Linked DNA regions of Homo sapiens: region 2 is linked to region 1. A link is a loop called in an ENCODE intact Hi-C map of the cell type or tissue named here. Cell type or tissue: MCF 10A. All regions are shown on one strand.

What was found. Hi-C counts contacts between places; a loop is a spot of excess contacts. Peaks named below come from ENCODE experiments on the same cell type or tissue, not always from the same donor. Only the 100,000 strongest peaks of a DNase experiment are listed, where the experiment ranks them.
Region 2: it touches region 1 in a loop (6-fold over the local background); 2 of 110 quality-filtered maps call a loop at or near these places.

The regions. Positions count from the first base shown.
Region 1 is chr6:170,515,724-170,518,223 of GRCh38, forward strand. No RefSeq gene overlaps it. Among named protein-coding and RNA genes, the nearest start is that of PSMB1, 36 kb to the right of the region's middle. In MCF 10A, a CTCF peak has its summit at 1,507 (motif pointing left); a DNase peak (open chromatin) is centred at 1,468.
Region 2 is chr6:170,178,231-170,180,730 of GRCh38, forward strand. No RefSeq gene overlaps it. Among named protein-coding and RNA genes, the nearest start is that of LINC01624, 93 kb to the right of the region's middle. In MCF 10A, no CTCF peak of the experiment used is centred here; DNase peaks (open chromatin) are centred at 391 and 1,051.

The DNA.
Region 1 (2,500 bases):
AAATAACAAAAGTGATTGGTTGGCTATACATTTTTCTTTGTATCACAAATTCCATGAACATGAAGATTATGGATGAGAGTTACATTGTGCAACTTGTGGTAACATTTTAGGTAATTTATCAGCTAGCCTGGAAACTAGAAGAAAGGGAAAAAAAATCAAAATGCCTTTAAAAACTTGCCCCCAGGTATGGCTGCAGAGGACATGATTAGAGTCTCATGTTTATGTCTCTCTGCGTCTGATACATTTTCCATATCAGGCCAGGCATGGTGTTTCATGCCTATAATCCTAGCACTTTCGGAGGCTGAGGTGAGAGGGTCACTTGAGAATGGGAGTTCAAGACCGCCCTGGGCAACACAGTAAGATCAAGATCCTGTCTCCACGAAAGAAAGAAAAAAAGAAAAGAAGGAAAGATTGATTTAAAAATTACTTGACATGACGGTGCATGTCTGTAGTCCTGGTTACGCAGGAGGCTGGGGCAGGAGGACCACTTGAGCCCATGAGTTCAAGGCTGTAATAAGTTATGATCATGCCACTGTACTCCACTACAGTGTGGGTGACAGAGTAAGGCCCTGTCTCTCTCAAAAAAAAAATTCATATCTCACATTCCTCAGACGCTCTGAGACATGTTCTCAATCATTAGGAAAAAAGAAAGAACAAGGAAAATAGTAAAAATATAGATTAAAAAATACATTTTCCTTCTCCTCTTGAATATTCTAAATTATGTTTGATAGTTGAAGCAAAAATTATAACCCTAACTGATGTGGTTGTAAATACACATGGAGGAAATATTTCAGACAATTACATTAAACATATTATTAATATCAAATATTTATGATTATTAAATTATAAATGAGGAGGGTGAGGTGACATAAAGGAGGTCACCTTTTTTCCTACTTTTCACGGGAGCTGGTAAAATGCTAACACAGATAGACCGTGTTTTGTGTAATAAGTAGAAAAGCGATACCAAGAGATAAACTAAACAGTGCAATACATAAATCAAAGTGGAATTGTAAAACAAAAATATTCAAGAAATATATAGGAAGGTAGGGATAACAGAAAAACAAAACAGAGGGAAATAGCAGAAAATTTAAAAAAAGATGGCAACTTCAGACCTAATGTATCAACAATTTCATTAAATGTAAGTGCTCTAAATAAACCAGTTAAAAGGAAGAGATTGGCAGAGTGAATTAAAGCATGACCCAAATATACACTGTTTATAAGAAACTCACTTCAAATACAATGATACAGGGAGATTGAAAGTAAAAGGATGCTTGTGCTTGCCATTGGTGGACCTGTAGGCAGACCTGCCCAGTCCAGGCCTGCCCACTGTGGCCCCCATTCCACCCCCTAGGGCTGAGCAGGGAGCTCAGACCACTGTGCAATCCAGAATCACCCCATTGCCTGAGGCAACGGTAAGCTTCGGCCACTAAAGAAGGATCAAGTATAGACCCAGCCACGTTGGCTGCTGCTGGCTCTTACCTATAAGTGCCATCTACTGGATTGTAGGTCGAACTGCACAGCCCAATATAAAAGCTGAAAGAAGTGCACAGGGCTATAGAAATAAAGCCAAAAGACCCTACCCAGCATTCTCTACAGTTGCACCCCTAGGGAGGGGGTAAAGGGAAAAGGAAAGAAAACTAATAATACTACTATAGTAAAAGAAAGAAAAAGATAAGAATCCTGGATGAAAATATTCACAAAAATTAGAAGTGTCAACATCTCCAGATGAGAAGGAACCAGCACAAGAATTATGACACCATGAAAAATTTGAATATAGTGATTCCACCAAAGAATTGAACTAGCTTTCCAGCAATGATCTATAACCAAAATGGAAACTCAAAAATGACACATAAAGAATTCAAAGCATGGATTGCAAGGAAGCTGAATGAAATCTAAGACAAGGTTGAAAATCAACACAAAGAAACTTTCAAAGCAATCCACGAAATGAAGAAAGAGACAAACATCTTCCAAAGGGGGAAATCAATTAGACCTTCTGGAATTGAAAACTCACTTAAGAAATTTTAAAAATACAATTGAAAGTTTTATCAATAGACTGGACCAAGCAGAAGAAAGAATTGCAGAGCTTGAAGACCAGTCTTTTGAACTAACCCAGTCATACGAAAATAAAGAAAAGAGAATTTTTAAAGATGAACAACATCTTCAAGAACTAAGAGATTATGCAAATAGACCAAACTTATAAACTATTGGCATTCCTGAGAGAGGATAAAAAGTAAATAATCTGGAAAACATATTTGAGGGAATCATTCAAGAAAATTTCCGTATTCTTGCTGGAGAAGTAGACATGCAGATACAAGAAATCCAGAGAACACCTGTGAGAGACTATACAAAACAAATATCACCAAGGCATAGAGAGTCATGAGACTGTCCAAGGTCAACTCTAAAGAAAAAATCTTAAAGATAGCTACAGAAAAAAGTCAAATCACATACAATGGGAACACTATCAAGCTAACAGTGGACTTTTCGGCAGAAACCTCACAAG
Region 2 (2,500 bases), 340 kb before region 1:
GGCTGGCGGGCGTCGCCTTTGCAGGTGTATGAATACAATCTTCCCACCGTTACTCAGCAGGCACAGGCTCCTGGGGCTCTGCCCCTTCACTGGATGCAGGAGAAAGAATTCTGGGTAGGCAGGAGGGTGCCGGGCTCTGCCAGGGCCATGTTGGCCACGGGCAGGGCAGCCCAGGCCTCTCTGGGCCTGTTTTCTGTCTCGTTTCTTCTCTCCCAAGTGTAGCAGGATTGCAGAGTGGGGTCCTTTCCAGGTCTAAAATCATGTAGCCTCTTGTTTTCCTGCTGTGCATGTGTGGGGAGGGAGATTCAGATGACTGTGCACAGCAGAGGTCTGCAAACGAGAAGACAGGGTGCCTTCGTCTAGGACCCATTTGGGCTGCCACAGGCAAAATGACACATTTCCTGGTAAAGGTGACTGGCACGGCTAGGATCCTGTGCCCTCAGGAACCCAGCGAGCTGGAGCTGGTGTTCAGTAGCTGATGGCGTGGGGCTTCCCTGGCTGGGCCCATGCAGGTTTGCTTAGGCCGGTACACTCGCGTGGGGTCCACACTGCCTGAGGCAGGCACCCCCGCGCCCCATCCTTGTAGGTTTGTAATATGAGCGCCTCCTCCAAGCAGCCCGGAAGCCGGCCAGGCCCTGAATGGGTTCTGGAGAGTCTTGCAGCCCCATCCAGCACATGACCCAGGACAGGGCCACCCAGCTGTCCTCCCCAGCCCCATCCAGCACCCAACCCCACCCTGCATCAGCTGCTCTCCTTGGAACCAAGCTTGCGGGGTGGGGCAAAGGTGACCCCAGCACGCAGCACGGTGCCAGGCATGGAACTGACACGTGATGCCCGTCTGTTTAACGAGTGAACAAAGGCACCAGAGGCTTTCTTCCCTTGAACACCAATCTTCCAACCTAGATTAGCAGCCGAGCGAGAGGTGGCGTCTGAACAGCCTAGATTAGAGGCCGAGCGAGAGGCGGCGTCTGAACAGCACCCTGGGATCAGGCAGCGCACGCTTCCCACATGTGTCTTGCTCGTTCACTAAACAAATATTTGTGCTTGGCACCAGTTGATATGTTGGCATTGTGTTTCATCTGATTGTGTGTTATTTAAAAAACTCCTATTACTAAATCCATTAAGCAACCAAACTGCTAGAGTCACTAGATTAAAATGCATGACACACAACTACAGGAAAATGTCAGGAAATGCAAATCTAGGCAGGCGTCCTCAGACATATCAGCTATGAGGAAACTCTCTCTAGGAGATCTGTGTTTTCCTCCCAAAAGAAGATCATCTTTCCAGAAAAAGAGGATTTTACAGTCAATTTGCTAACATAATATAAATTTGTCTCCTTCCGGGGACTTATATATGTTAGTACATAATTGGTGTCTTTATTGATGGCTGTAAGAACCAATACCTCCAAAATAAACAGAATTTGTACAATAGTAAAGCCATTTAAAAAGGCATGCTCCACTTTATAGAATATAACTTATTAATCACATTTTGAAAGAATAGAAATGCATTCACTCTTAAGATTGCAAGCTGAGCATATGCTGAAGTCTTTCCCCATATGCACATCAAACTGTGAAATGATAGGAAAAAATAGTAAACATATGGAGAGGCATCTGGAAAAACAAAGAACAGGAATTCTCTGAGAATCAGCAGCTCTCAGGAAACCCGGACAGGTTCCATTAAAGATGCAGCTGCCGTTCCAATATTCGCCCACTCCTGGACTGGCTCATGGGAGCACACAGCCACTCCAGGAGTTCCACGCCAGGGAGGAAGGCAGGCAGGTGCATCCTGGAGAGCACACGGGAGTTCCCCAGGTCCCAGTAGAAGGGGCTGGCTTTCCAACTGCTACCGATCCCCTTACCCAGGCTGGGAAGCTGGCAGAGGGGTCAGGACCAGGCAGAGCAGCAATTGGGCCAGGGAGAGGAGGCCGCGCCAGAGATGTGCTGGGGAGGCCTGAGCCAGCCCAGAGAGCAAGGTTCAGAGGTCAGAGGCCACTCATCTCCCACTCTCCCTGGGATAACCCAGAACTCAAGCCCCAAAAGGTGACTTTTCTGGCAGGCTGTGTACGGGGGAATAACTACCTCAAAGACGACCCCACAGTCAAATATAGTCAGACGTCTGAAGCATCAACGCCATGAAGACAAGATTACCAAAGAATTTGCACTTGAGAAAACTGAGCTAATAGCACCACCGAAACAGAACATTTAAAGTGTAAGCAATAGCCTCAGAGAGCCAAAAGGAACATGCAGTATCTGCGACTCAGGAATGGAAAGTTATGAGTAAGAACCAATTAGAAATACAGGAAATTAAGGATACATTTGTTGAAACTTAAAAATTCAAATTATGCTTTGAATTTTAGAATGAATATAACAGCACTGTGAGTAAATGAGCTTTAAAAACAAGCAGAGAGATTTTTCCAGAATGTCAGAAATCTAGATGGTGTTAAAGTTGAAAGACATGAAAGATTAACTGAACACACATGTTCGCTCTGGCTCTTGGAGGA